Regions from separate parts of the Homo sapiens genome. Here region 1 is linked to region 2. A link is a loop called in an ENCODE intact Hi-C map of the cell type or tissue named here. Cell type or tissue: dorsolateral prefrontal cortex. All regions are shown on one strand. Links, peaks and the distances in the headings refer to the core of each region. The heading gives the core; the rest is flanking DNA.

Region 1 (5,375 bases), core at 239-5,238, 67 kb before region 2:
AATTTTAAGTGGAGGTAGAGGGAGAATAGGAAAACTAGGTTTCACAGTGTTCCCTACTGAAACAGTAGTGAGGCCGTTCTGGGTGGCCTCTGTGTCTGCTTTTGTTTCGTTTGCCTCTGTCTTGCTTCCCTATTGTCTGTCATTGGAAGAAAATCCGAGTCAGAACTTGTGTTGCTTCACATGTACGTTATTTTAATGATAAATGGTAAAAGACAAGTCCTGAGTTTCTATGGTGGCCCTGAATAGGTTCTTGTATGAGATGCTGTGTTTCTTACGTATACTCTGAGACACAGGCCAGGTTCTTCTATGAGATGCCATGTTTCTTATGTATATTCTGAGACACAGGCCAGACCATGCAGCGTGAACCCTGATATTCTAGGAAATCTCCGCATACGTCCTGCCAGTTTAGGACTCCCTATGCTGCATCCTGCATCTTCAATCTTAACGTCACGTTTTTTTTTAAGCACAGAATGTTTCTTTTTTGATTTTCCAGTGATTTGCAAACCTACCTCCCAATCTAACAGTTTAATCCCTTCTCAAAAAACATTTCAAAATTTTAGAATGGACACCAATGAGAACATGTCATGGTACTGAAATCAGGCATCAGAACGTTTCTGTCTGTCAGTGCATTTGGCAGGAAGTCAGACAAGTGCCGGAGATGCTGGTTTCTTGTCTGATTTTGCACTTCTCTGGCAAGCTGCCCCTTGTAAAGAGTTGACTATATGGCAGTTAGTTGCTGGTGGTTCAGCCACTTCCAGCACCTACCCCATGAGCAAGACTTGAAACCAACTCACACCCTCAAAGCTCCGGAAGCCACCTAGTGTTTCCATCTTGACTGAATGAGTTCTTGATTGAAACTCAGTTTGACTTTGACAGTCATCTAGTGAGAACTCAAAAGTCATTCTTGGTTCAGCCACAGCCAAAGAACTTGCAGAGCATTCTCTGACGAGGTCCTCAAGGACAACTGAGAGAAGGTAAGATCACCCAAAAAGCACCTGGATCCAGACATGAGATTACCTGGTTCTTAAGCTCTGTTTGCGTCCGTGGGCACTCACAGGGTTGGTTGCAGCCAGGCTGATAAGCACGAGATGAAGCACCTGGGCAGAAATGCAAACCAGCATTCATTGCTGGAACTCAGTAACTAAACAGTGGGATATTATCTAACTCATCCATGATCTTCGGTCCTGTTACACTTTCACAGATATTTTTATTTCAGAGTCAGAATAACTGATGTTAAGGTATGTGGGGAAGGAAGGCGGTAGCCTCATCTTTGCAGTCAACCAGCAATATCTCATTCCCAGTGTCATGTTTGCAGCCAACCAGTAACATCTCATTCTCAGCCCTGCCTCTTGCCTCTGTTAAAAGAGGTGGGAAGAGGGGGTCGTTTTTGAGGTCTCTTTAAGCTCTGCTGTTCTCTGGACTGGTTGGTTAGCTGACCTTTCCCTGGTGGGAGAGTAAGAAACTCCAGTGCCAGCCTTAGAGTTATTCTGGTGCAATGCCTTGAACCTCTTTGACACAGTGGCATCTCCATATCTTAGTTGTGGCTTGGGAGCCTGCTCTTTCTCTTCCAGAAATGTGAACAAGCCAGTGTGTTTTTAGGGACCTAAAAGTGATCTGTTTCATTGGACACATATAATGTAATAGATGAAAAGATAATAACTTTTTCAGCTCTGGCTCCTCCCAGTTTTGAAAACTACCAATTGAGAAAAAGGCTTTGAAATGAAAACTCTCACTGAAATGAACCCGTCACATCTTTTTCCTGAAAAGTTGAGTCCTGGGACCTGGCAAAAACAGAAAAAACACAGGCAGCTCAATGTAATGATATATTGTGCCGCATACAAGCTTTCTAATGAAAGACATGGTTCGTGAGCAGTGCATGGCACAGGCTTCTCAAGCAGCATCAGGGAAAGACCTCTGTGTTTGTGGCATTTGTTCCTCTTGTTCTGAAACAGCAAATGCCATTACTTTTAGGGTGACTTATCTGATTCTTACTGTGTCTGTCATATAACACCAATAAACATCCATGGAAAACGTCTTTAAAAGAGATAATTAAACACACTTAATATCTGTGCCTAATTAATGCTGTTGGTTTCTAAATAGAATGTCTGTGATTCGAATGTGTTTCATTTTGCCTATACCACAAGTTCTTGCATTGTCCCCTCTTGGAGGTGAGCAGTGTGGCAGCGCAGCACGTGCAGACTCCACTGGAATTGGCTTAACTCCATGTGTGCACATCCGTGTCAGCCTGAGTGTCACTGTGTGTGCCTGTGCTGCCCTCTGTGTTGCTCTGATGGCTCTAATGGGTCACAGCCGCTCAGCATGTGTTCTCCAGCTACCATGGAGAGGGGAGGGGCGGAAGTTGGAGGTATAGATTCTTTAAGGTCCCTTTTCCAGCTGTCTTGCCACAGATGCTCTGATACTGAGCCCCTCTCCCAGGTGGAGGGGGGCTGTTCTCCTGAGGATTCTTAAGCAGTTTCTGAACAGACCTCACCTTAGCACCCATGACGGCATGATGGACAGGGGTCTCCAGCATTTAATTTGGCCCTTGATGCAGAACCTGGTCCTCTCAATGTGCTCTTATTCCAGCTAGCATTATCTGTTCCCTCACCTAGTACTCTTTTTTTCATAGTTTAAATGTACATTTATGACATTAGACACACAGTCTATAATTCTAAAGAGCTGTGTCTGCCTCCCTGTTCTCTGACCCCTGATTTTACAGATTTCAACAATGTGGACATAAGCTTCCCTTAGGCCTTTAGGATTTTTAGGTTGCAGTTATAAAAGCAAGAAGGTTTTTGGCCTTGACAGTAGAGAGAAGCATGAGCCTCTGTAAATTCTGGAGGGGCCTATGGTGTTCATCCTGGACATCTCTGCTTCACCACACAGTTCTTTGCTGGAGAAGTTCTGGTGGAGGAGCCTAGTACAGGCATTTGCAGTCTGGCTTTTTTTTTTTTTTTTTTTATGTCTGAAAACCTTTGGCTTCCAAAAAATTGGAACAGTAGGACTTAAAATCTGTTGGCCTATCCTGGACATTAGCTTTTCCCTGTGGGACAGTGTAAGCTGGAAATTCTTGCGTTTGTGAACTAAGACTGTATTGCCTTAGGTAACTCCTTTACAGCCTCTCCCTCCCGTTTCTATTTTCACAGCTCCCTGGGCTCTGTCAGCTAGCAGAGCATTTGGTGGAAGAAAGACAGCCCAGCTCTTGCCATGATTGGGAGCCGCAGCCATCTCTAGATGAAAGGGGGAATGTGTAGAGGAGAAATTGCCTCTTTATAAAGAGCCCAGTTGTCTCCTTGTGACATTCTCTGTTTCTCAGAGTCATTGCCGTCGAGTCTCTGCTTTTTGTCCACATTTTGGGATCAGCTTACTGCATGATCAAAGATGATGTTTCCCTCTTTTTACTTTTCCTCAGAAGATTGAGCTGTCTTTTATTTGGAGAATAAAATGAAGTTCTGAAAAAAACAAAGTACAAGTCTTATGAAAAGTTATTTGCAGCTGGAGTGCTGAAAAGGGCACAGTGGCAGAGCAGATGCAGAGCTGGGTACAGCGCAGGCCCGAGTTCTTTTGTTTTTTGTTGTTGTTGTTGTTGTTGTTTTGTTTTGTTTTTTTTTTTTTTTTGAGACAGAGTTTCACTCTTGTTGCCCAGGCTGGAGTGCAATGGTACGATCTCGGCTCACTGCAACCTCTGCCTCCCGGGTTCAAGTGATTCTCTTGCCTCAGCCTTCCAAGTAGCTGGAATTACAGGCGCCTGCCACCACACCCAGCTAATTTTTGTATTGTTAGTAGAGATGGGGTTTCACCGTGTTGGCCAGGCTGCTCTTGAACTCCTGACCTCAGGTGATCCCCACCTCAGCCTCCCAAAGTGCTGGGATTACAGACATGAGCCACCGCACCCAGAACCTAAGGCCCAAGTTCTACTTTTTGGTGTTCATTTCTCTGCTTCCTTTTGATCGTGGTGTCTGATCATCTTGGAATTCACATTACTCAAGGCAAAATAGGAAGCCATCTGCGTGATGTCACATTCCGAAGAAGTCAGAAGGTTCGGCGAGTTGGAGCTTTACTCTTGTTGCCCAGGCTAGAGTGCAGTGGTGCGATCTTGGCTCATTGCAAGCTCCGCTTCCTGGGTTTAAGCTATTCTCCTGCCTTGGCCTCCCAAGTAGCTGGGATTACAGGCATGTGCCGTCACTCCTGGCTAATTTTGTATTTTTAGTAGAGATGCAATTTCACCATGTTGGTCAGGCTGGTCTCGAACTCCTGACCTCAAGTGATCTGGCCGCCTCAGCCTCCCAAAGTGCTGGGATTACAGGCTTGAGACCCCATGTCTGGCCCCTTCTGTGGGGTCTTGATTGAGCCCCTTCACTTGGAGTCTGACTTCATTACCTCGTCTGAAACAAGGTGCCTCCAAGCTTTGGGTTGATTTCCAGAATCTTGTTGGGTTAAACATAAGTAGAAGTTTGATCATAAAGGATGTTATTAAGCCGGATAGGTAAGCACGGTGACAATGGCAATAGAAATCTAATGGAAAACGATTGAATGACAACTACACCAAAGTTTCATGGATGAAACTCACCCCAGAAACTTAGTGTTCAAATCAGAGTGATACACAATTCAAAATGTGATTTTAAACTTCTGGAAATATGTGTGTTTGTGAAGATCCAAATCCAATTCAGCAACCTCCATCAGGCAGAAACCTTCTGCAATCCTCACATGAGGAACTGGTTCACAGTGTACACAGCATGGAGCCATTAGTGACGTTATCCAAAGGATGAGACAAGACAAAAGTTACTGTCTAATAAAAGGAAAATTAGGAACAGGAATGCTCTTTAAACTCAGGAAGATCTTTTGGGGTGTCAAACTGGACAGCACAGAATCATTAGAAAAATTAGCTTGGCGTGAGAAGAGACATTGAGGTCTTCTCTGTAAAATTTACTTAGATACTTGTGAATAGGACTGAAATTTATATTTTGGGCACTCTTTACCTCAGATTCAGAGTTCTTAGGATTATTTAAAATTCATTTGCTGGATGTTTTCAAGTATAAACAATAAGAAAACTGCAACTTCAACTTAAAAGGCACTGCTGTATTTGCACCCTATATTTTGACCTGTCGTTAGGTACTGTTGAATATTTTTATCTGTAAGCATTTATGAAGTGCAAAATAAACATGTTATTATATAGAAGCGTCTGCTGCTTAGTTTTAATCACCAGCTACGTTTCTGCAGGGCCTTTATGTCGTTTTGTTCTACATTTTTTTCTGAATACAGTTTCAGAACTTCAAAGTCACATCAAGTAACTAGAATTTGAGGTAGAAAAAAGCTGGATGTAAGTTGTAAATAGGAGGTTGACATGGAATATGAACAGTTTCATTAGTAGAACA
Region 2 (5,375 bases), core at 142-5,141:
AGCACTGAAAATAGTCAGAAGGCCTTTCTAACACTGTGCTGGGTGAAGCCCACACATGCACACACCTACGTCCTCCTGACAGTGTGTGTGCGTCACTCCCTGCAGTCATCCAGACAGACTGGCTGCTTTGTCCTTGAATCAGCATGGCTGTATTGGAAAATTATGGACCTAAAAGTGTTTGTTCTCAGGCTCCAAATTGTGAGCCTTGCCTCCTGGGCCAGAGCCCCTGTGTCTGGCCCTAGTCTCTGCGATTCTGAGCGCAGAGGCTCCGCCAGCTGCCCAGGCCTCCCGCAGCCGTGGCAGCATGCAGTGGGGGCAGGCTGAGGCCATGGTATAGGCCCCTGCTCCCTACATGCAGGGTTGAATTTCTTCCCCAGACCAATCACCCGACCACCAGGGAGTGTGTAAGGCAGCGTGTGGAAGACTGTGGGTCTGTGATGAGAGTCTGAGTCAGCCCTGGATGTCTGGAATTTTTCATTTTAGGATCTGTTTGGCCTCACAGTAATCTTGAATTGGGTTGTGTCCCAGAGCCTAGGATTTTATTTGCTAATTACAGCCCGTTTGCCACTCTCTGAAGGAACAACCAGCCTCCTGTTTCCTAAATGCCCCATCCTGGCCACACTCTGGAGGAGCCACAGTGGCTGCAGTGACATTTCGCCACTTCTTGGTGTGTGGCTTGCCCTGGGGGATGCTGGCGTTCTTTTTGGTGAGAGAGGCCATATCTATCACAGTTACGGGTGTGGGTTTTCAAAGTAACGTATCCCAACAGGCAGACTCGTACCATATAAAACTGAGCACACGGGGGGAATCTTACTAGAGCAGAGAGGGGAAAGAGCAGGAAAGATTTCCTAAAAGTGTGTTAGAAGCTGGGATTCACAGGGAGCAAGTGGATGTGAATACAGCACATACCTTGGGTCATCAGGATGAGAGGCACATGTGTCCAGCCCCAGCCTGGAGCCGTGTTCCCCTATGTGCTCAGTGCCAGGGCATTTTTTTTTTTTTTTAATTTACACTTACATCAGAAAGGGCACCAAGAGAAGCCTTTAATGTTTGTAAAACTATTAAAATCAAAATCTAAAAAGTATGTGATAGAGTTGTTGATAGCCCAGAATGTATAGAAATTATGAGGTGTCCCCACCTGGATGGAAGCAATTAAACTATGTCTGACATTGGTATTAAGTAGAGAATTTCTGATAAAAACTAACAAGCATGTCTTCTATGATAGTAAAGAGATATATGATCACAGGGTGCGATTTACAGTCCATGAAAGATTTTGTCATTTTGTTGTTGTTGTTGCTGTTTTGAGACAGAGTCTCACTCTGTCACCCAGGCTGGAGCGCAGTGGTACCATCTCAGCTCACTGCAACCTCCGCCTCCCAAGTCCAAGCGATTCTCCTGCCTCAACCTCTCGAGTAGCTGTGACTACAGGCACACGGCACTACACCTGGCTAGTTTTTATATTTTTAGTAGAGATGGGGTTTCATCATGTTGGTCAGGCTGGTCTCAAACTCCTGACTTTAGGTGATCCACCCGCTTGGGCCTCCCAATAGTTCTGGGATTACAGTGGTGAATCACTGTGCCCAGCCATTTTTGTTTTTATTGTTTTCAGTAAAAAGATAGGGCATTCACTTGTCCGCCTTTGCAACTCTCTGCTTAGTCCAGACGGACTCAGGTAGTGGACTGGACCTTGCTTATGTCAGTATCTGAAATGAATGAAGTGTGACCCTGAGAGGGGGAACTCTAGGATTGGCATCTTTCTCCCGTCGGTTTTGAGTGTGAGGCCCAACGGGCCCAACCCCTCAATCCCTGCTGGTGACTAAGAGTTTTGCCACAGGTTGGGCACTTAGGCTGTCCTGGAACTGGAAGGTCCCAGGCCTGCACCATCATCCCCCGACCAGGGCAGACTGAAGCAGTGATGGCGTCACCCTGCCCGGCTCCTGTGGGCTGAGCTGCATCTGAAGCTTACAGCCCGTGGGGGAAGTGAGGCCCTTCGGAGCTGCTGCTTGTCTGTGGCTTCTGCCTCCCAGGTGGCCTCTGCACAGTGGTGGTGACAGTGATCAAATGAAAGAGCATTGGGATAATAACACTTGGTCACAGATGTTCTGCTGCTGCAAAAATGAATAAAAGTTACTGTTGTGAATAAAAAACCACCCCCTCTCTGTATTCTATGTCACCCTGTATACTATTTCAGGGTATTTTGAGACAGTTTTTCATCAAGGGATCCTCCCACCTCAGGCTTCAGAGTAGCTGGGATTACAGGCATGTTGCCACCACGTCTTGCTCCGCTTGTGTTTTCACAACAGATACTGAACATAGAAGAAACAGCATGCAGCACACTGTGAAAACACAGCGGTGCCAGGCGTTGTGGCAACATGCCTGTAATCCCAGCTACTCCAGAGCCTGAGGCTGGGGGATCCCTTGAGCCCAGGATTTTGAGGCTGCAGTAGTGAGCCCATCTAAAAAAAAAAAAAAAAAAAAAAAAAGAGGAAAGAAAACAAGTGGTTTCATTAGAATCAAACTAGAAGGTTTTTGCATAAAACGTTGAGTTTAAAAATGCTTTCTCGTTAGACCTTACTAGTAATCAATACAAATTAAAACAATAAAATATTTTTAGCCTGATACATTTGGCAGAGACAGTACAGGAAAATAGCCACTTATACACTATTGCTGGAGCCAAAAATTGGGGTAACGCTCTAGAAAGCAATGTTTGGCATTACATATTAAAAGCCATAAAATATTTGACTTCTGGAATAATGGTGGCCTAAAAACTGGCTAAAAACCAAAAGGACTGAAGTAAACACAAAGACCTCAATAGCACCAAAATAGGAGATTGCTGCCATTAATTTGGGCTAAATGGAAGGAAGCCAGGAGTTCACAGCTCCCCTCTCAGCAGAACAGAGTAGTGTTAGGGTAACAAGTGTGCAGTTTCCAGCCCATGCCCGCTCCTTTCCTTTAATTTCAAGGAAGGGGCATGGCAGCTTGGGCAGGATCACCACAGATCAACAGCTTTCCAAGGCATGGGCCACAGACTGGAAGAAAATGTGGTGGCTACATCTTTCTGTTTTTTTGGTGACCTGGTGCCTAGAGTTTGCTTCAGTGTCAGGGAAAACCCGTCGCTTCAGGCTCTAGATGTTCAAGCAAGGGTAGAGAGTGAGAGCCGTGGGGGAAATGGAAAAGGGTATAAAATGATGTATGAAATCTAAAATACATAATTATGTATAAAATCTAAACATACAAAATTAAGAAATTTGGACAGGTGCTGTGGCTCACGTCTGTAATCCCAGCAGTTCGGAAGACTTTGACAGGCGGATCACCTGAGGTCAGGAGTTCAAGACCAGCCTGGCCAATGTGGTGAAAACCTGTCTCTACTAAAAATACAAAAATTAGCCAGGCGTGGTAGTGGGCGCGTGTAGTCCCAGCTACTAGGGAGGCTGAGGCAAGGGAACTGGTTGAACCCAAGAGGCAGAGGTGGCAGTGAGCCGAGATCGTGCCACTGCACTCCAGCCTGGGTGACACAGCGAGACTCCATCTCAAAAAAAAAATTAAGAAATTCTACTGAGGAACATAATGGCCAGGTGCCATAGCTCACACCTGTAATCCCAGCACTTTGGGAGGCTGAGGTAGGCAGATCGCTTGAGCCCAGGAGTTCGAAACTAGCCTGGTCAACATGACGAAACCCCTTCTCTACTAAAAATACAAAAAAAAAAAAAAAAAAAAAAAAAAGCCAGGTGTGGTGGTGCATGTCTATAATCTCAGCTACTGAGGTAACTGAGAAACGAGAATCACTTGGACCTGGGAGGCAGAGGTTGCAGTGAGCTGAGCTCAAGCCACTACACTCCAGCCTGGGTGACAGGGCGAGATTCCATCTCAAAAAAAGGAAATTTCACTGAGGAACTTAAAACTGAATATGTAGAGAAACATTTATATCTCAATTATACTTAATATAACAATTTAATTTTAATATAATCCTAATAATTTTGAAATGAATTTTGGAATGGGAGAAGCATGAACAAATGATTCTTAGGTTCATCTAGATGAACAAACATCAGAGAATAGCCAGGAAGAGTCCCCAAAAGAAGCCACACACTAGGGCTGAATGATTGTGGAGCACTACCATTAACATTCTAAGGGGAAATTATTTTCAGCCTCAGATTCCCTGTCCAGCCAGCCTGTTAACTGAACGTGATGGTAGAAAGGAGAAATTTTCATACATCCAGAAAATGTGTCTCCCCATATTCTTTCTTAAGAAGGAACCTAGGCAATAGAATGGGGGTAAAATCCAAAAATCAGTGAGGTTCTGGAGGGCTTGGGGCTGTAGGGTTTCATAGAATGATGAGATGATTAAGAGCTCGAGGCTGTGATAAAGGAGAAGATGAGAAACTGTGCGAGGAAGCCAGGGTCCAACTATGAGGCAGGCCCTCTGTGTCAGAATAGAATGGCGGCAGCCACAAGGAGAATGTTAGGACTTAAAAGCAACAGTCAGAATGGGCAAGAGGCCAGATGAGAAGGAGGCACAAAGCCCCCCTCCCAGTAAGGAAAACCCCAAACAAGCAGAAACTGTAGGAAAAAAACAAACTTTTGAAGAAAGGCAGGGTCCAAATCTGGGGCACACTAAAATGTGGGGTGATTTTGGGCGACTGGTAGAGTAACAGAGGAACTCCTTTAAATGATGCTTTGAGTGGCTCAGGTCATGATGGTGGAGCTGTAGAGGACACGTGCCCACAGCTGGCTTCTGTGATGCCGCTTGTGGTTTTCAGCTTCCAGAATCATTCTAGTCAGAGAGCGCCGAGGACTTAAATGTGCTTCCAGGGAAGGAAGCAAAGGTTCTCAGCTGTGACAATGTACAACTTGACCAGGTGGAGGGAAGAAAGGGTAATTTACTCCTGACATACAAAGTAGAGTCAGGAAGTGTTGTCCATACCCAGTGGGACAAAAAATAGAAGTTCAAGGATATTATTTAAGGTCACAAACATAGCTAATATTAATACGGGCACTAAAATTAGCTATGTGTCTATAGTGTAAGGAGGAGGCAGATGCATGGTGCCTGAGTCCTCATATGTCCTGGAGGAAGTCAGTAGAAAATGCCTTCATTTTAGAAATCAAGTAGTAGTCGTATTAGCATATTACAGAGATACGGAAATAATCCATAACTAAACAGAAATTGAAAGGTAGTTCTCTGAAGGACCAGGATTGAAGGAAGGAACAGGTTTTCATTTGATTTAAATACAATCTATATATACTATAATATATGCATTTATTACTTTGATAATTTTTTTGATATAGCATCATGATTAAGCAACTTTGTTATGCAACAGAATGTTTATGCCATAAATCTTGCAAAGTATGAATTACCTAAATCTTGACAAAGGTAAACA

The links. A loop is a pair of places that touch in the nucleus more often than their neighbours do. Peaks named below come from ENCODE experiments on the same cell type or tissue, not always from the same donor. Only the 100,000 strongest peaks of a DNase experiment are listed, where the experiment ranks them.
Region 1: a loop joins it to region 2, with 2.8 times the contacts of the local background. A loop is called at or near these places in 46 of 110 quality-filtered maps.

What each region holds. Positions count from the first base shown.
Region 1 is chr17:20,233,714-20,239,088 of GRCh38, forward strand. The region is part of intron 7 of SPECC1 (sperm antigen with calponin homology and coiled-coil domains 1); the gene reads left to right. Among named protein-coding and RNA genes, the nearest start is that of FAM106B, 180 kb to the right of the region's middle. In dorsolateral prefrontal cortex, for the core only: a CTCF peak has its summit at 2,219; a DNase peak (open chromatin) is centred at 2,265; H3K27ac peaks cover 5,000 bases.
Region 2 is chr17:20,300,421-20,305,795 of GRCh38, forward strand. The region is part of intron 13 of SPECC1 (sperm antigen with calponin homology and coiled-coil domains 1); the gene reads left to right. Among named protein-coding and RNA genes, the nearest start is that of FAM106B, 110 kb to the right of the region's middle. In dorsolateral prefrontal cortex, for the core only: no CTCF peak of the experiment used is centred there; DNase peaks (open chromatin) are centred at 1,929 and 2,351; H3K4me3 peaks cover 347 bases; H3K27ac peaks cover 3,127 bases.